Regions from separate parts of the Homo sapiens genome. Here region 1 is linked to region 2. Evidence: chromatin loops called from intact Hi-C (ENCODE). Cell type or tissue: heart right ventricle. All regions are shown on one strand. Links, peaks and the distances in the headings refer to the core of each region. The heading gives the core; the rest is flanking DNA.

What was found. Hi-C counts contacts between places; a loop is a spot of excess contacts. Peaks named below come from ENCODE experiments on the same cell type or tissue, not always from the same donor. Only the 100,000 strongest peaks of a DNase experiment are listed, where the experiment ranks them.
Region 1: a loop joins it to region 2, with 1.8 times the contacts of the local background. A loop is called at or near these places in 1 of 110 quality-filtered maps.

What each region holds. Positions count from the first base shown.
Region 1 is chr14:76,263,249-76,273,706 of GRCh38, reverse strand. The region is part of intron 2 of LOC105370575 (a long non-coding RNA gene); the gene reads left to right. Among named protein-coding and RNA genes, the nearest start is that of ESRRB, 110 kb to the left of the region's middle. RefSeq lists an enhancer at 5,687-5,981. In heart right ventricle, for the core only: no CTCF peak of the experiment used is centred there; a DNase peak (open chromatin) is centred at 5,746; H3K4me3 peaks cover 1,299 bases; H3K27ac peaks cover 720 bases.
Region 2 is chr14:76,159,693-76,170,150 of GRCh38, reverse strand. GPATCH2L (G-patch domain containing 2 like) reads right to left here. Exons shown (of 10, transcript NM_017926.4): 3 at 3,424-3,488. Among named protein-coding and RNA genes, the nearest start is that of GPATCH2L, 13 kb to the right of the region's middle. In heart right ventricle, for the core only: no CTCF peak of the experiment used is centred there; no DNase peak of the experiment used is centred there; H3K27ac peaks cover 2,325 bases.

The DNA.
Region 1 (10,458 bases), core at 3,584-7,583, 100 kb before region 2:
TCTACACACATCCTTGTAAAGTAGGTACTATTGCTACCCTCAATATACAGATAGTGCACACTCCAACAAGGAGGATTATAAATTGTAATTTACTGACAAAAAAAATGGAAGCTCAGAGAGGTTAAGAAACTTGCCTGGGGTCACACAGCTTTGGAGTAGCAGAACAGGGAGTCAATTGAAGTCTGTCTGACTCAGGGCCCAACCTTGAATCCACCAGGCTAACAGGCAGGGACCAGGCAGAGAACCGAAAACAGAGCATGCACTCCTAGTGTCTCCATTCATTCTTACTCTGACCCCCACTCTCCAGCCTCCCCAATGTGAGAAACAGGCTCTCGGGCTTCTCCAGAGCTGCACATGCTGTTTCTCAGCCTCGCCTCCCCATCCTTACAACCCAAATGTGAGCCTTGATGGGGTCCAGCCTCTAGCCTGCCTGACTCACCCTCTCCAGCTCTTTGCATCATTATGTCTGCGATAGACTACATGTTTATCCCCCCAGAATTCTTGTGTTGGAACCCTAAGCCCCAGAAGGATGATATTTGGAGATGGTGTCTTCATGAGGGTAGAGCCTTCCTGATGGGATTAGTGCCCTTAGAAGAAGAGATACAAGAGCACACTCTCTCTGTGTGTGCATGTGTGTGGGTGTGTGTCCCTTCTCTCTCTCTTCCTCTCTGTCTCACTCCCTCTCTCTCTGTCTCCCTCTCTGTCTGTCTCTTTCTCTTACTCTCTCTGTCTCTTTCCCTCCCTTATCTCTCTCTCCCTCTCTCTCTGCCTTTCTGTTTCTCTCTCTGTCCACTCCCTCTCTCTATCTCTCTCTCCCTCTCTCTCTCTTTCTCTCTGTCTCACTCCCTATCTCTTTCTCTGTCTCTCTCTCTCTTCCTCTCTCTGTCCCTCTCTCTCTCTCCCCTCCCCCCTCTCTCTGCCTCTTTCTGTGTGTCTCTCTGTCTCTCTGTATGTCTCTCTATATGTCTCTCTGTGTCTCTGTCTCTCTGTGTCTCTCTGTCTCTATTTCTCTCTGTCTGTCTCTCTCCCTCTCTCTTTCTCTCTCTCTGTTTCACTCCCTCTCTCTCCCTCTCTATGTGTCTCTGACTCTCTCTCTTTCTCTCTGTCTCACTCCCTCTCTCTCTGTGTATGTGTCTCTAACTCTCTCTCTTCCTCTCTCTTCCTCTCTCTCTCTGTCTCTCTCTTTCTGTCCCTCTCTCTACCCCTCTCTCCCTCTGCCTCTCTCTCTGTATGTCTCTGTATGTCTCTCTGTCTCTCTCTGTGTGTCTGTCTGTCTGTCTCTCTCTCTCTTTCTCTCTCCCAGGTGAGGACATGAGAGAGCAGCCATGTGCAAGCCAGGAGGAGGAGGCCCTCCCCAGAATCCAACGAAGTTAGCACTCTGATCTCCGACTCCCAGCCTCCAGCACTGTAGAGAAATGTATTTAAGCCCCCTAGTCTATAGTATTTGTTATGGCAGCCTGAGCCAACTAAGACAGTCATAACAGAAATAGAGCAACCTTAACACCATCATTGCAATCCCATCCTGCTCCTTTAGATTTCTTACAGTTGTCACCGTCTGACACCAAGTGCTTTCCAAAGTCACCTTTCTTCTCCACCTTTGTATTAAACCCTTTTCTTCAGATCATATTCATCTATCTTGAGCTCAGGAGCTGGCCTCGCTGACCCCTAATTCTTATGACACCACGAAGATCCTCCTTCCCACAAACCACTACTTCTAGATCCATATCATGGAGTCCCAGGCCACCCTAAAGAGATGCCCACTGTCCTGAGTGACCAGTGGCCCCCTCCAGGAGAAAAAGATTTTTCTCTGCCCATCACCAGGATGGAAGAGAAAGCCAGAGGCCCAGAGGAGAGACAAGAGAAAGATGGAGACCGAGGTGTAGACTCGAGGGGAGAGAGCGTGCTCTAGGGGGGCTATAAATTCCCTTCTAATTCCAAATAATTCCGATTACACGGATGAGTAGTTTTCAATCAGGAAGATAATCTCAGAGATAGATGGCAGGATAATTGTTCGTAGCGCCGACGTAAATATTGTGTCGTTTCTATTAATCTCCGCGAATCGGCTGTCAGAGGTGTCACTCATTCATCACAACAAATTAAAAATAGAATTTTAAGAGAGAAAGTCACGCCTGGGGGTGGGGTGGGAGAGGCTGGGCTCGCTTCAGGAACTGTGAATAAGAGGGGGAGGTGTCGCCTGCAAGCTGTTGCCAGAAATAAATCTGGCTTCCCAATTTAATATATTTATTTATGAAAGCAAATGGTAACGAGGGCTGTAGATCTCTATTAACTTCCCTGTAAGAGTGTGCACACATGTGAGCATGTGCGTGCACATGCATTGATGCAGAATGCCATACTAAGCCAAAGCATGGGCTGCCACTCTGCTAACATTGCCCTGGGGTGAAGCATCCTCAGCCCCATCTGGACCATGGAGCATGGACCTCCCAGGGGCAGGTCACCTGTATTCTGCACACCCCAGCCTTTCCCAGCCAGTGAGGGGTGATGGTGGGCAGGTCTAGGCATTGAGACCCCCCTTCATATTAGAGATCTGAGATCATTTTAAAGATCAGAGATGGGCTCACTTCAGCAGCACATATACTAAAGATCAGAGAGAAGCAGTAACTGGACTCACACTGGTGTTTCTGAAACTGCTGGCGATTTTCTGTAATGCCGTGGCCTTGCAGGGTTATACAGGCACCGAGGAACATAAATCCAGAGTAAAGATGCTTTAGAGCGACATCTGAGTGACAAGAGTAGGAGCTCATTTCTTTGTCTCTCTCTTATTTCAATTCCTTGAGGGCTGAGGTTCCTCCATGAGAAGGCACCCTTTCCCAGGATCCTCCCCCACCCAGTCCCCCCTCCATGCCTACCCACCCATGGTGGCAGATGCAATAGACAACACGGGTTTTGCCACTGGTTTGGAGATCCTAGCACGCACCCATTAACCTAAGTCCCTCCTGCTTTGCTGCTGCAGAAAATATTTCAGTGCCTCTGTTCTCTGCTCTGGGTATATTAGATCAGCTCCAGTCTTTGTATATGTAGCTATTTATAACAATCGTCACCCACACATACTTCCAAAATGGATTTCTCAAAGAAATTGCAATTTCTCAAATTGCATACCATTTCTATTGCCTACAATGGCAGTGTGTTTAAGGTCCGTGAGCATTAGTCCCTGGTCCCCAACACTGAGCCTATTGTCTGGCACCACACTCAATCCACTCATGTTTGTTGAATGAGTGAGTGAGTAAGAGGGTGGGTGGATCAATGGATGGGAATCAGGGTGAAACTAAAATGAGGTGGCTTCGGAAAGTTAGGAATACATTGAGTGCCCAGAAATACATAAGTGAATTCCCATATAACTGCTTGAGGTGGGCAGAGAATTTGGAGTTATGCTTTCCAGAAACAAAGCAAAGAAGGAAATTCCCTTCCTTACAAGATTCACAATGTTCCTAAGCGTTGCTCAGCTGTTCCACAGAAGCCCAATTAAAGTCAGAAATTTCTCCCGAGGTCTCATCAAGTGGGCACCATGGATAAGGCAAGTCCCAAGGTCTTGTAGGTCTTTTCTCTTGGTTTCACTGGTTTCCTCAGGGAGGAGTCTTCGTTCTCCAACTTGACTTACGTAAATCCAACTGTTGAAGCTCCAGGAGCCAAGTGGGGAAAGGAATAAAGGAACTGATTTTCAGTGTAGAAACTCACTTAATGCTCCTATTTTCAATATGGAATCCCTGCCTTCAGCCATGTCTAGAATTGAGAGTCCAGAGCCTTTCTGGCTCAATTTCTCCAGAAAATAAATCTCTTTCCTTTCTCTGTGGTAGAGGAGGGGAAATCAGTAGCCCGCATTGTGGAGAGGGAGGAAGGAGGGTATAGGGCTTCTAACAGCTACTTTTCTGAATTTAAACCTGTCCTTTTTATTTTAGTCCCATCTAGCTTGTTTCTCTTCTCTTCTCTTCGCTTCTTTTCTCTTCTTCTCTTCTTTGAGACAAGGTCTCGCTGGAGTGCAGTGGCGCTATCTCGGCTCACTGCAACTTACGCTTTCCAGGCACAAGTGATCCTTCTACCTCAGCTCCCTGAGCAGTTGGGACTACAGGCATGTGCCTCCACACCCAGCTAATTTTTGTATTTTTGTAGAGATGGAGTTTTGCCATGTTGCCCAGGCTGGTCTCAAACTCCTGGGCTGAAATGATCCGCCCACCTCAGCCTCCCAAAGTGCTGGGATTACAGGCGTGAGCCACCGCGCCTATCCTCTCATTTTCAAGGGACCCGGTGCCTCTAATACCTCAGCCTTGCTGGGGTCCCAGAACTTCCTGTAACCTGCTTTGGGGTTCCGCTCTCACTCCCTCACACCCCTACCTCCGCCCCACTCCTGACTTCAGCTTTAGCTTTCCTTGGTTAGCCAGGTCAGCAACTCTTGTTCATTTGGTTTCCAACTTCCAATATTTAATTGCTATCATCTCCTTTTCATTTCTAATATTTAATTGCTATCGTCTTCTTTCATTTTCTTTATCCTTATGGGCCCGTGCCTTTTAAAATCCATTTATCATACTTTAGCTGGTTTGGGGAAGGGATGACAATAAATGCGTGTATTTCAATTTGCCATAGTTGATTCTGCATCTCAGCAGCCTTCAGATAATAAACATGCTTGTGTATTTCCTACAACCAATGTGGCAGAGCCAGCACTGTGGGTCCGCCATCCTGTTCTCTCTTGTTAGGCACTCGGGAGAACACACTTCTCAGACTCCCTTATGGACAGGTTGGGATCATGTCGCTGAATTCCCGTGAATGGAGTGTACCAGGGAATTCTGCGCATTTGCCCTCAAATCCCTCTCATCCTCAGGAATGAAAGAAAAACACTCAGGGACAGCTGTGTGCCAGCAGGGAGCAGCCTGGATCTCTGGGTCTCTTCTGGAGGAGACCCCCCCACCGACTCACCTTGCACTGTGAGGTGAACACGAAGTCAACCGGTGTTTAACCCCTGCGTTTCACTTAAACCTCTGTGTTTAAGCCAACTGTGTTTAACCCCTGAGATTGAAGGTTTACTTGTTGTCTCATCATGGTCTGGAATATTCTAACGAATACAACTGCTTTTTATAGCGTATCTCCATAAAAGCCAAGGGCATATTCCCAGAATAGTTGTCTAGGGGAGCAAAGCAGTATAGTGAGAGTACACAGCTTTCGGTGGTTCCAGCATGGCCTCGGGTGCACGCTGGAATATCCGGAGGAACTATCCGGGTGTAAACGCTCCATACAGTCCTCCATGTGAATTACTTTTTGAAATCAAAATTCTTATGAGTTGGCCAGTTAAGTCTTTGGGGTTATATTCCTTAGCAAGCATTTGTAATACAGATACTGTGTTTTCATTAAGTGTGGAAACATGGCTTTGAAAATGAGCCAGATGAGAAACGGAATTAACATGCTCTTAGGAAAATGAAGCTGCTGGCCCGTACTCCGCATGAACAGAAGGACGGCTGTGGGACCTCTAGAAAACAGCGGTGTTCCTCCAACGACAGTTCTAGAATTCCTCTAAGACGAGCACAGGAAGGTGGAGGTTCCAAGGTGGACGGTTAGAGTGGACATCTGGGATTTATCTGCCAGACAGTTATTCTCTTTCCTCTGGTAAGAAGCTCTAATTTTCCTTGAAGACCTCCTCTTTTCTTTCTATCAATGTTGGTAGAGTGGGGCTGACCGCCCCCGGCCCCGGCTCCCCGACATGCCCCCTCCCCCGCCCGCCGGGGCACGTGACCAGCTCTGGCCAATCAGCTTGCTGTGTTCTCCGGGCCACAACGATCCGCGCAGGAGGAGCGTGAGGTCTCAGGAACTTAAAGAGAATGAACCCTGGGGATTTTGTTGAAACTATTTGTAAAGACAGCCAACTGCTACCATTTACGTTTCCCCTGGGGTTGTTAGGCTGAATGGACGCGGACCTGGGGCTGCTGAAAACCCTGTTGTCTCCAGGAGGGGAGCAGTTTCCTGGAAATGAAACTCGTCCAGAGGAACGTAGGGCCTAGAGGTAAACGGGGCTCTTTCAGCCCCCGCTGGCTCATGGTAAATCCCAACTACATTTCAGGATTGGGGAATAAAAATGAAGAGCTGGAATAAGAAGAAAGAAAGTAGGGGCACTGGGCACCACGTGGCCCCTATGTTTTCCCTCTCCAGCATAATTCAACTCCTCTTGGCTATGAATATCTGTAGAAGCCCCACGTCTCCATTATGCCTCTGGCTGGCGGGAGGTTTTGTTTGTTTGTTTGTTTTAACCAGACTCCTTGGCATTCAGAGAGAACATTCAGGAAATGTATTGTGGAGGCAGACCATTAAAAACATGCACCTGGGCCGGGCGTGGTGGCTCACGCCTGTAATCTCAGCACTTTGGGAGGCCAAGGCGGAAGGATGGCTTGAGCTTCGGAGTTTGAGACCAGCCTGAGCAACATAGTGAGACCCCCATCTCTATTAAAAAATACAAAAATTAGCCCGGCATGGTGGTGCGTGCCTGTAGTCCCAGCTACTTGGGAGGCTGAGGCACGAGAATCACTTGAATCCAGTAGGTGGAGGTTGCAGTGAGCCAAGATTGTGCCACTGTACTCCCCCCTGCGCAACAGAGCAAGACTGTCTCAAAACAACAAACAACAGAATAAAACCATGCACCTGGTACAAGGAGTGAAGTTAACATCTCAAAAACCCTCAAACCCTGTAATTTTCCTGGTAGCTAAGATGCTTGATATCTCTTGGTATCTCTCTCTCCCTTTCCTTTCCTTTCCTTTCCTTTCCTTTCCTTTCCTTTCCTTTCCTTTCCTTTCCTTTCCTTTCCTTTCCTTTCCTTTCCTTTCCCTTCCCCTCCCCTCCCCTCCCCTCCCCTCCCCTCCCTTCCCCTCCCCTCCCCTCCGCTCCCCTCCCCTCCCCTCTCCTTTCCTCCCTCCCTTCCCTTTTGAGACGGAGTCTTGCTTTGTCGCCCAGGCTGGAGTGCAACGGCAAGATCTCGGTTCACTGCAACCTCAGCCTCCCAGGTTCAAGCGATTCTCCTGCCTCAGCCTCTCGAGTAACTGGGATTACAGGCACTCACCACCACACCCAGCTAATTTTTGTATTTTTAGTAGAGACAAGGTTTCACCATGTTAGCCAGGCCGGTTTCAAACTCCTGATCTCAGGTGATCCACCCGCCTCGGCCCCCCAAAGTGCTGGGATTACAGGCGTGAGCCACCGTACCCAGCCCTCTCCTCTCTTTCTAAATCAAGACACTTCTACTACCACAAAAACAAAAACAAACAAAAAGACAGGAGCAGTAGTAATGACTGCCAACTGCTACCATTTACATTTCTTGAGTGCTCACTGTGAATCAGGCCCCTAATTCTCACAGTGAGCCTGTGAAGTAGGTATCATCCTCCCCATTTTATAGATGAAGAAACAGACTCAATAGTTAAGTAATTTCCCAAAGCTAGGAAGTGGTATAATGGAGATTTTTTAAATAGCTTTATTGAGGTATAATTTACACATCATAAAATGTAGCCATTGTAAGTGTATTCCAATGATTTTTAGTGAGTTTACAAAGCTGTGCAACCCTTGCCACCATCTAGTTCTAGAACATTCCCATCATCTTAAAAAGATCTTTTGTCTATTTGTAGTCTCTCCTTGTCCTCCTTCTCTAGCCGCAGGCAGCCACTAATCTACTTTCTGTATTGATATGGTTTGGATCTGTGTCCTGTCCAAATCTCATGTCGAATTGTAATCCCCAACATTGGAAGTGGGGTCTGGTGGGAGGTGATTGGATCACGGGGGTGAATTTCCCTTGGGTGCTGTTCTCTTGATAGTGAGTGAGTTGTCATGAGATCTGGTCATTTAAAAGTGTGTGGCACCTGCCCCTTCTCTGTCTCTTCCTCCTGCTTCCCCTTCACCTTCCACCATGACTGAAAATTTCCTGAGGCCTCCCCAGAAGTCACTACACTTCCTATACAGCCTGCAGAGCTGTGAGCCAGTTAAACCTCTTTTCTTTATAAATTACACAGTCTCGGATATTTCTTTATAGCAATTTAAGAATGGACTAATACATGTATCTATAGATTTGCCTTTTTGGATATTTCATATAAATGGAAGCATACAACATGTATCTGCGTGGTTTGCATCTGACTCCTTTCACTTAGTTCATAAAGTTTTGAAGTTCATCCATGCTGTAGCAGGTATCCGCACTTCATTCCTGTTTATGGGTACATAGTAGTCCATTGTATGGACATGCGACATTGTATTTATGCATTCATTAGTTGATGGACATTTGGGTTATTTCCACTTTTTGGCTATTATGAATAACGCTGCCATGAACATTTGCATACATGTCTTTGTGTGGACAGAAGTTTTCATTTCTCTTCGGTATACACCCAGCAGTGAATTGCTGGGTCATAGTTAGAATTTCAGCCCTGGTCTGACCCCAAAGCCTCAACTCACTACCTTTTGTTCACTCCCTTCCTCATCCCTTAAGGTCAGTCTCCAGCAGCTCAAACCCTTAGCCAGGACATTCCCTTCCACTCCTCACTCTACCCCTACCTAGGGAAATATTGTCGTTTCCACCAAGTGACACACTGAGAAGATGAATGCCAGTGATGGGTCCATGGAAGAAAACTACCCTCTTTAAAGGCACAGGCAGGGAGAAGAGGGACTGCAGCAGAGGCACCTGGGGTCCCAGCTGCTTTCAGCAGCAGCTTCAGGCTCCTAGGATGTCCCAGCACAGATGCCACTTGTCCTCTGGCCTCCACCCTGGTCAAGAAGTAGAGTGATGACAGGTTCCTCTCACCACGTAGCTTCCTCTATGCCTTCCAAATGGAAGTGACACTTTGAGGCTGGCAAAAAACGTTGGGGTGGTTGGAGGGGATAGAATGGGGGAGATGACAGACACCTGCTGTCAAGGGCTGTCACAACAGAACTGACGGTAGCCATGCCTCCTCAGGTCAGGTTCGGAGCCAACACTGCTGCTTTCCCCACACAGCGACCAGCTCTCAATGGAGTCTTTGATGAGCAGCCCGCATTTGGCATCGTGGTGTCTGGCCTGCAGGGAGGACCCGGGGGATGTAAGCTCTGGGAGAGACCAGCATGGGTGCTGGGGCAGAGGCAGAGAGGGAGCTGCAGAAGAGAATTGTCTGTCTTTCCACCAGACTGTAAGCTTCTTGAGGGCAGGGACTGTGTCTGCCTACCATACTACAGGAGCAGCACAGCGTCTGGCACATGGCATAGCAGCTGCTTAGGAAATACTGGTGGAGCAAAAGAATGGGTGAAGAAATGAACAATTATTGGAACAGCTTCATCAGAGGCAAGTTGCAGAAGTTCAGTGGTGGAGGTGGCTATTAACCAAATAATTATGGCCATCTTCTAGATAGTTGGAGATGTTCTAGCCTCTGGGTAGGATGTTTCTTCAGGGCACATGTAAAATGAGAAGAGTGAGGTGGAAGGATCTTCTCTGCTCACAGCCCCTGAAGTGAAAATAGCAGTGCAGCCTGGGGCACCACCAAAATGCAGGCCTCTCTGCTGCTCCTGCTGCCACTGTTTGGCCTGGGTGGCTTGAGCACCTACCAGCCCTCACCTTTCCTCCATCCTCCCTCCTCTGCCTGTCCTTAGCCAGCAGCAGCCGGACCACCTGTACGGGAGCAGCCAGCATGTGGCAGAGGAGGTTTCATGCCACCTCTTGCCATCAGGGAAGACCTGCCTTGAGAAGCTGCTCACTGAGGGCCCTGGGAGATGCTAATGACCATAAAGAGTCATCCAGATGCAGAGGTGATGACAGTCTGTTGCCCTCTGTCTGCCACTGCATTTTAGAATAACCTTCCCTTCCTACGAATCCAGATCTAAAAGGTGCGGCAGTGTTTTAAGGCTTCCTTTAGAACTTCTAGCTATAAACCCCAGATCTGAATCAGACCACAATGCAATTACAGGGCCTCTCTGAACCTCAGTTTCTTCATATGCGTAATGGGAACAATAATACCTACTATACCCAGTTGTTGTGAAGGTTAAATGGGTTGACATAGGTGATGTGCCAGGCATAATGCCCAACTGTATGAACACCTGCCCTTCCATGCCATGCAAGGCTGACCTTTCTCCAGGATCTGAGACAATGATACTCACTCACTCAACACTCATACTTCCACCCCACCATAGCCTCACCCCAACATAGAACCTACAACCCATTCTCCTTGGCATTTATGCCTCTCCCAAAACTCAGTCACTGTGCATCCATTGCCTGGTATTTTTGCTTTATTTCTGGAACCCCATCCCTTTCCCACATTTAGTGTCAGGTGCCAGTGCGGTTTACAACACCAATGCTTGCAACTCCTTCATGCTGATGCTGTAAATCCAAACTTCATCTCTCCCCAGGAGCATCTTCCAATCAGCCTTGGCCATCACATGGTCATTACTATTTCTGCAGTTTCTCAGGAGCATTGCATGATGCTACACTAACAGTCATTAATGAGAGGAATACGTCTTTGTGAA
Region 2 (10,458 bases), core at 3,274-7,273:
CATTCTGGTGAAAAGCAGGAGATATTACAACTAAGAAAGTTACTCAAAGTGTTCCCTTATAAAAACACACCACAAACAGCTGTCTCTCTTACAGTAGTTCTCAACTTTGAGCATGCATCTGAAGCAGCAGGAGGGCTTGTTAAAACATGGACTGCTGAGCCCTTACTCCAGAGTTTCTGATTCTAGTCTGGGCAAGACCAAAAATGTGTATTTCTAACAAGTTCCCTCATGATGCCAAGCTGGCCTGGGGACCACGTTTTGAGAACCGCTACTCTAAAAGCATCTCACGAAACCAGATACATAGATGAACTGAATACAGGCATTAGTGTATAATAACTAGTTTCTCTGTACTTCAATATATTAATTCTTTTCTTATTCATAAGCATTCCTTAGGCCATTTATTGAAATAGTATATTTAATTAGGCCATGTTTTCTGACGACAAATGGCAAACTATAATGGAATTTTTTTGGTTCTCAAGCAGTCATTCAAGATTTTTAATAATACAAAAAGGGACTCCCTGAACTAGAAGGAACGTTGTGAGACCACATAGACCAGCAGTCTTCAATCAGGGTTCACTAAGATGCCTGATAGAGGAGCTCCTTAAAAGAGCGCTGCCAGGGAATAAGCAAGAAGCTAGGTGGATCGGGCTCCTGACCTCTGGCTCCTCTAGAATTTTGCTTTAAACCAAATAGGCTTAGTTGTTTTACAATCTGAGAATCTATGTTCGATTTTGTTTGGGGGAAAAAAAGGAGAGTTTTCCCCTTAATTGGATTATAAATAATTATTTATTAAACATTTACTATATGCCAGGAACATGCTAGGTACTGTGGTTGCACATAATAAGTCCTGCCTTGAAAAGCCTCAAGGGAAAAGACTCGTACCTACAAACAATAACATAATCTAGTGAGTAGTAAAAGAAACAGTAAGTATAATACAAGGAGCCACAGAGAACAAAGGAGAAAGGGCTATTGGCCAGAACCCCCTCAGCAAACACATGGCACATTTAAATGGGGTCATTGCAGAGATGTAATGAAGTGACTATTCACAAAGGTGGAGACAGTACTAACAAGGAACCCCACAAGGGGATAGTGAAGCACATCAGGTGGAGCCAGCACAGCAGGAGGCCCTTACCATTCCTAGACTTGGAGTGGCAAGGGAAAGAATGGTTATCAGAACCCAAAGAACTGTGGTTATAAAAGAAGGCTGCCAAACAAGAGTGGTGGCCCTCAGCAGAGGAACACAACCACTGCCAACCAGCAATCCAACAGAAAAGGTGTCAGGGAAAGCAATAATCTAATGTGGTAGACTGCATTAGCATTTCCAAGTACTCTCTATAGCAGAATCATCCATCCATGACGTTTGCTCTTTGCCATTGGATTCCACAGTACCTTCCCTTTTAGGAAGAGCACACTTACTCATCCTACTGACTCTGGGCTTGGTCATATGACTTGCTTTACGTAGTAGAAAATTAACAGATATGATTCAAGCAAAGGCTTTAAATATGTACTTGTGGTCTAGCCTGGTCACCTGGCATTTACATCCTCTGCCATAGGAAGTCCATGCCGCCTATCATCATTGCTCCTCCACCCTAGGTCCCAAAATACAATACACTGAGTAGATGTAAACCTAACTTGAAGCCTGTAGACCAGTGGAGCCCAGGCAAGATCAGTGGAACCACAGACAACTCACAGCCCCATAGCAAGAAATGAGTATGGTAAACTGTGAGAAGCCACTAAAATTTGGGGGCTGTTAAGCAGCATTACCACAATAAATACTTGACTAATATATCCAATATCACTCACCTCCCTCCCTTTGGTCTTCTGTTGATGCCTCCTATAGGCCAACCCCAACAAGAAATTGAAACCAAGAAGACCCACTGATATAGTTCATAAATATGCCCTTGCAGGGGCAAGAGGAAAACTGTGTCTTGGTAGATGACCAGTCATTCAAGGAAGATGAGGATGAGATTTCAGGCAGAAAGACCAGCATAAACAAAGGCAGAGAAGCAAGAAATCCCATAGCTTTACGTTGAGAACGCTAAGCATCAATGTCACCAGAATGTGTGAAGCTGAAGCAGAGAAAGAGAGGAAAGCTAGGTGTACAGAACATTCTATAATCTCTCGTGATAAACTAAGGAATCCTTATCAGTGAAAAGGCTTTCCAAAGGCCCGAAAATCTAATCTGCTGTAACAGGTCCACACTTTCTTCCATCTCTATACTTATGCATCATAGCCTTTAAGAGGTGCATTTTGATATTCTTAGCACTGTAGAAAAGCAAAGAAAAAGAGCAAATATTGGTAACTCTGAATAGTATATATAACTCATTCATGGAAACTCATCAGACTTTCCTGGTATAATAAAATCAAAACTCTAGTTACAGCCTACCTGTACACACACACACATAATCTCTAATGACACCTAATTCCCTCAGAATCTAAAAGATAGAAATGTACTCACAACAACCTCCATTACAGTAGGAAGCTCAACAACTCCAGGAGGATAAACTGCCTCTATGCCTACAACTTCGAGGCATGAACAAGATGCTGGCCCCACAGTCCTTCTCCAAAAATCAGGACTTGGATGCTAAGTCTCACAGCCCCAGTATCTCTTCAGTTACTGGGGAGCCTACTTGGATCAACCTAGACATGTAGCCACTACGTCTGTCCTTTAATTGCTTAACCCGTGGAGAAAAATTATTGGACTTCGGAGTGAGAAGAGACTTTAGAAATCCCTAAATCCCTTATTTAGATTAAGAAAACCACAGTCCAAAAAGGCTACATAAAATTTTTATTGGCATGTGGCCCCACACAAGTCTAGAGGACAAACATTTTCTAAAATACCCTTATATATAGGCAAAGTTTTAAATTAGTGTTTAGGTAGTAAAAATAAAGAACTGGTAATTAACTATACCAGCCTTATTCACAGGACTCTATACTCCAGTTTTACTTTGAGGAAGATGATGTTTTATATAATATATTCACCTAGGACACTATAATCATTTATAAATAAGGCTACAAAAGTGACAAGATTTTCTCTATATGAAAATAATGTCTTAACACCTAAAAAAAGACAGTAACACATGAACCTATTTCTTTATTCTAATAAAAAGAAACTTCCCAATGTCCCAGGCTCAACACTCTGACCACCTAGACCAATGATTCCCAAGTCTGATCTACTGGCATAAGAATCACTTCAGGTGCTTGTGAAAAATGCAGATTCCAGGGGCCAACTCTAGACCTATTTGATTTCTAGGAGCTCAGGACTGTGCAGTTTTAACAGTTCCCTAGGTGACTCTCATATGCCTTAAAGTTTGAGAACCACTGCCATAGACAGTCACCATATTCTCCATGAGTCACTCCTATGATTATTCAAATATTTCCATAAACACGGAACCAAGGTCCCAAAGCTGGGATCGACATTACCTTGTCGCCCTTCATCATTGGTAAAGAGCCCAGTGTCACTGCTGCTACACACACTGCTGGTTTCACTGTAAAAAGAGTAAAACACAAGAGAACTCATCAGCTCCAGTCAAAAACAAAGCACTGTACACTTATTTTGGTTTTCAAGCTTCCCTAATTTCACTCCAACCTGTTAGTCAATCAGATATGTAAATTTCATCAGGAAGCTACAAAGTTTTATTTTCCTCCCCAAACAAAAGAAATATAAGAGGAGAATTCTAAAATTTTCACTTATATTTTAAAGTACTAAAAAAATCTAAAGTCACTTTGTTAGTTTAGGACTAGAAAGCTATTAAAGCTCAAAGACGTAATCTCAACCTAGTTTGGTATATTCAACAACACAAATTTACAAATTTACCAAACAATTTTATTCTCAAATATTGCCAACTATCAGTTTCAAATGAAGCTATGTAATTTTAAGACATCTAGCATCTTTCAAGTTTTCCCCCATCTACAAAGAAGTAAACAAAAATCCATGAACAAGAAAAAAATATGACAAAACTTATGTTTTCTGAATTTACTGTCCTCCTTCATATCGAGCAGATACACAAAACTCATTCTGAAAAAAGGAACTAAAGTTAAAAACAAAAATATAAAAACAAACTTAATTTGAACTCATTGAAATATAACTTTTGTCCCACGAAATTCTGCCCAGTTTCATTTTCTGAGCTATTGCTCACAGTTGATTTTGTTTCTTCTCATGGTGTGCTTCTAAATTTGATTTATCTGGTTCAAGAAAAACTTCTCAATCCTCTACAGTATTAGCTATTTCTTTGATTGGGATTATTTCCTTCCAAGAGAGTCAAAAATTTTTTTTTCACCTACTCTAGAAGATGCAAGAAACCAAAGCAAGGAAGAAGCATTTTCACCATGCTGTAGAAAACACAGGCTTGGCAAAATCCCAATCTATATTCCTGGATCAAAAATCTGAAAATATTTTGTATTTTGCAACATTTCCAAATGTCCTTCCAACACTAAATCTTAAAAATGCCAATTAAATTAAGGAGCAATGCTTTCCTCACTCAAGCTTGTCTCTGAATACCAGATGCAAAAGATCTGTCACAGAAATAGTCAACAAACAAATCCTATTTCTTTTTTTTTTTTAAGTTCTGGGATACATGCACAGAATGTGCAGGTTTGTTACACAGGTATACATGTGCCATAATGGAACAAACCCTATTTCTTCTTTTTTTTTTTTTTTGAGATGGAGTTTCGCTCATTGCCCAGGCTGGAGTGCTGTGGTGCGATCTCGGCTCACTATAACCTCCACCACCCAGGTTCAAGCAATTCTCCTACCTCAGCCTCCCAAGTAGCTGGGATTACAGGCGCGCACCACCACACCCAGCTAATTTTTGTATTTTTAGTAGAAACAGGGTTTCACCATGTTGGTCAGGCTGGTCTCGAACTCCTGACCTCATGATCCGCCCACCATGGCCTCCCAAAGTGCTGAGATTACAGGCATGAGCCACCGCACCCAGCCCAAACCCTATTTCTTTATAGATTCTTTCATTTTATTCTCTTATGTGCTTAGTATAAGTTGGGCCTCCAACTGTATTACCTAATTATTATAACATTGCTAGAAAGGCAACTGAACCACATCCAACTGAAACAACAGAGTTAGTGTAAAGAAAGTCATCTTAACCTGCAGCTCCAAAGGCTTTTGCTCCCAACATTTTACTAGGAAATTCTTCATCACTTAGATTCTGCAAGTAACATTTTGCTTTCCTTGTTTTTTCACATCTCTCTATCTAACCTTCCCACCAGAGCCTCTTTGAAAGCAGAGGCACCCTAGGTAAGCCAGATGATTGGACATGGCATCTACTTTCTGACAAGTATATTATCATAGGAATCAAGCCTAATAAAAGACTATGGAACCCTCTTGTCCACTGTTAGCTAAACGCTGTAAACTTGGTACTGACTTGAAAATGCTTTCATCTCAACTGCTTTTCTTTCCAAGTTCTGAAGATGAACTGTTTGCCTTTCAAGGTACAATTAAAGGGTATGGTTTTCAAACTAGCAAAAATTCTCAGTTTTAAAACTATAGATCAATAGTTTTTTATTCTATATTCTTTTTTTTATATTTGTATATTCTATCTATAGATCAGTGTTTTGGTTGTATTATGTTCTGTAATTTGAAACTCATACTTACTGGTAAAAGCAGAGTCAATAAAGTAAAGACCCAATCTCAGTACCAGAAACATCAAGAACTACGGTTCTCAACTAGACACAATTTTGCAGCCCCCGTCCCAATTTGGCAATATCCAAAAACATTTTTGATACTCATGATTTGAAGCAGAGAAGGAGGAGTTGGTGAACTACTGATATTTAGTGAGTGGAGGCCAGGGATGCTGCTCAGCATCCTGCAATGCACAGCACAGCCCCACAACAGAGAATTATCTGGCCCAAAATGCCAGTAGTGCCTAAGTTGAGAACCCTGATCTATGGTGATGAACAAAGCAGAGGGCTGGGAGAGGTAGGGCGTCCCATTTAGGGAAACTACTTGAGAAGAGAGGAGCCTGTGCACGTTAGCTGGATGCAGCAGTCAACATCCCATAGAAGCAACAATACCACTTCCTTGCCAGGGCTGGGCCAGGGCCTCAAATGATCTGAAGCCTCCAGATCCAGAAACAATCAGAAGGCAGCCGGACCTTCAGACAAACTGGTAGAACTGAAACTACTCAAGAGTCGTACAGTTCACCCTTCCTTGCCTAACCGGGGCAGAAAGAAGATCCAGTAACCATGGAAGAGAATGATCTGGCCAGGGAAAAAAAATATCTTGCTCATCTCAATGTCCCCAGTGCCTAACATAGCACCTGGCACATATCAGACATTCAGTGAATGTTACGTAAATAGAATGAACTTGTTCTAGACACCTCTGTTGCCTGCCCTTATATGGCCTTGCGGCATGTCACTTCAACTCTTTAGTTCTGTTTCCCTACATGTAAAATGTGGATGGATTATTGAGGATGTGATAGTATGAGGCATGTGACCCCGCTTTGTGAACTCTAAAGCAATACACAAATGCAAATGATGAAAGATTAGAAAGCTACTTCTAGGGTACCAAGTCTGTGTCTAAATATTATTTTAGAGGTTAATAGTACTAATTTCCTCACTGACAACCTTCTCATTAGAACAGCACTCTAAATTTTATAAGATGCAAACCTATCTTCATTTTAAATGGAAAAACAAAATGTGGCCTATGAAATCTATTATTTTTCCTGTACTGGGATTCATCCAAAAGAGAGGAGGCACTACTCTCAGCCAAGATCTACAAGTGCCTCAGGAAGGGGTTTGATACTTGAACTGAGTTTATTCAGAAAATTATTAATACAGAAGGCTATTATTAATGATACCAAAAATATCACTCACTGAGTTCTACTGCAGGCCAGGTAATATACTAAGCACTTTATATTAATTATTATGCTGCTTCTACCCCCAAACTCCACAAGGTGAATACATCAACCTCATGTTACAAATGGAAAGGGGCTTAGAGAAAGTATGCAAGTTACCCAAGATCACACAGCAAGTAAGCATCAGAGCCAGGGTAGTGTATGCCTAAAGCCCATGCGTTCACTGAAGGGCCACTACAACACAGATGGTGCAGATACTCATCTCATTTACTAAAGTCAATCCTATGTTTCTCTATGCAGAAGATACCTTTGAATTTCAGGACTGTTCATTCTCCTGAAGATGCAAACAGATTAATTGAGCTAGGGAAGAAGTGTTCCTTTGCTTTTAGCTACTTAAAACTTTCAGGCACAGCTGAAACTGTAGCTGTGCCTTGACTACTATCCCTTATCAGCAAATAATATATCATATATGCTGAACCCTAAGAAAACTAATTATAAACTCACTTTGGAAAGAAGCTCTCCTCCTTAATGCTGTATCTTGAATTTAAGTAACACTCATTTTCAGCATACTGACATAAAATACACCAAAATATACTCTCAGGGACCCATACCTCACTTGCCCTTATGGTTCCTGAATGATCTTCCTTTGAAATCAAAGTAAAAACATCCTCTTAATGAGTTCAGGGGAAATATCAGTCTGAGAATACTATTCCTGACTTTAGCATCATACAAGGCTAGGAAAAAAAAGTTTCAGAAAGCCAGTAGTCATCTGTGGTAATTAACCAGACTCCCAAGATGACTCCCAATTACCCAGCCTCCTATTAATGCACACCCCGGTGTAGTACTTCTCACACTGCACCAGGATGGTCTGTATAACTGATCGCACACGGCAGAAGCAATAGGTTGCCACTTCTGCAATTAGGTTATACGAGACTGTGGCTTTCATCTTGGGCCCTCTTTCTGACTCTCCCCACCCCTCTCAGATCACTTACTCAACGGAAAGCCAACTACCATGTCCTACAGATGCGGATGGGCATGCGGAGAGGCCCATGTGAAAAGGGACTGAGACTCTAAGTCCAATAGCTTTATGAGGAAATGAGCTCTGCCAACAGCCATGTGAGTGAGCTTGGAAGCAAATCCTTCAGCCCTAGTCGAGCCTTGAGAGAACTGAGGTCCCTGCCAACAGTTAGACTATAACCTCGTGAGAAGACTGAACCAGAACCATCCAGCTAAGTCACTCTCAGATTCCAAGCGATAAAGTATTCATTGTTTAGAGCTCATAAGTTTTTTTTTGTTTATTTTTTTTGAGACGGAGTCTCGCTCTGTCACCCAGGCTGGAGTGCAGTGACGCGATCTCGGCTCACTGCAACCTCTGCCTCCCAGGTTCAGGCAATTCTCCTGTCTCAGCCTCCCAAGTAGCTAGGATTACAGGCCTGTGCTACCACGCCTGGCTAATTTTCATATTTTTAGTAGAAACAAGGTTTCACCACATTGGTCAGGCTGGTCTCAAACTCCTGATCTTAGGTGATCCACCCGCCTAGGCCTCCCAAAGTGCTAGGATTACAGGCATGAGCCACCGCACCCGTCCTAGAGCTAGTAAGTTTTAGGGCAATTTTTTCTGCAGCAACAGATAATACAGAATCTTTATAAACTCTTTGTTGAAATTAATTCCCTTCTTCCTAAACAGTAGCTTCTAGTTTCAACAAAATAAACCCCTCTGAATTCCCAAAATTGCCAGGGGGAGCAGGGGGTGGGAAAAAAGCACAGCACACCCTCTGATCTGAGAGCTTGCTAATTCTTTCATACTCCTAACCACAGAAGACTGTAAAGTGAGAACTGAAAGAGTAACTTATACCTGTTCCAATTATAATAAGGAGGTACAGAATTACTTTATCACCTACAATCAAAAGTTGGTATTAATAAATTACCATCTGGGTTTGTTTCTCCCCATTTAAGAGCTTATTAACCAAGTAGCTTAATAAGAGGTGTTTTTTGCATCTAATTAATAGATATCTTAAAGTTTATGGCTTACATCGTCATTCTAAAAAACTTTTCTTAGTAAATAATAATGCACTTAACAAAAATAAAAGTTGTTTCAGAATTTAGAAAAACGTGGAAAAAAGTCACTCTTAGATCTACTGCCCAAAGGTATTTTTGTTCTATCGTTTTCCAGTTTTTTTCCAGGGTAGAGGTGGCACACTGGTAACCCTTTGTAATCAGACTTCTGAATCTAGTAGTAAACAAGACTGAGGGAGAGGTTATTCAGAGAAATATCTCACATCAGTTCTGAAATTATTCCTATAAGTAATGAGAATATATAATAAAAGAATTTCTTTTTCAGTTTCATTCAGACAGTGCCATGAAAGGCAGCAACCTCCGCAGGTTGACAGGTTCGATACTGTGACTAGTACAATCAGGTATACTTTGCAGAGACAGAATTTTCCTCAGGACTCTGCTATTGAGCTGGGGGCTGTGCCTCAGAGAAGTCCACCCATCCTTTCAAGACTTCCCTTTTCTTAGAGCTAACAGTGATTCATCTTCAGGTAGATGGAACGTCTTCTCACAGTAAATTTTTAAAGAACATGGATTCTGGGGCCTGCATATCTAAGAATGTCTGAGCCACTGCACCCAGTCTTCAACCCCTTTTAAGATTTTTCTTTCCTTAGTCTTGAGCATATGTGAAAAAAAGAAAAACTAAAATAAAATATTTTTTTAAAATCTCCGTCTCAGTAGAAGTCTCTTCTCATTAATTTTCGCTTTTAATCTTAAGACTTAATTTTTCAACTCAAGAACACTTTTTTCTCTTCAGTTGTATCTTCTTCTCCAGCACTTTGGTTTCTTCCCTGGGAATATTTACATACTCACAGACTTGGTCTCTTTGTTTAGAGCTACTAAGTTTTAGGGCGATTTTTTTCTGTAGCAATAGAGAATACAGATGGCCTATTGCCAAGATTTCCTCAAACTACAAGGCTGATAGAACCACACTTGACAATGAAATGGAGGCCCACGTTAGAAGTGCTGAGCCTGCCCTGAAGGTAGATAGCAAGCCCCTGCATCCTTTCTCTACAGTCACCTTGCAGTTCAGAAATGCAAGGCCAGTTTCAGTCAGAAAATCAGGCAGCTACAGGTTGAGGCAGGGTGTGGTTCTATCCTTCTCTTCCCATTGAGCATCATTCAGTTTCTTTTTTCTTTTTTTTTGAGACAGAGTCTCGCTCTGTCGCCCAGGCTCGAGTGCACTCAAGTGCAGTGGTGTGATCTCGGCTCACTGCAAGCTCCGCCTCCCGGGTTCACACCATTCTCCCGCCTCAGCCTCCTGAGTAGCTGGGACTACAGGCGTCCACCACCACGCCAAGGCTAATTTTTTTGTATTTTTAGTAGAGTCGGGGTTTCACCATGTTAGCCAGGATGGTCTCGATCTCCTAACCTTGTGATCCACCTGCCTCGGCCTCCCAAAGTGCCGGGATTACAGGCGTGAGCCACCACGCCCGGCCTGAGTATCTTTCAGTTTCTATTTGGTGGCTCTAACTCCCAGAATACACTTGGATAGGGAAGCTTAGTGTTTTCTGTGTGTATTTGTGTTTGAGGGTAGGAAGCAGTTATAGGGTATTGAGTCCTAGAAAGTATAGTCTTCAAGAACAAAGATTCCAGT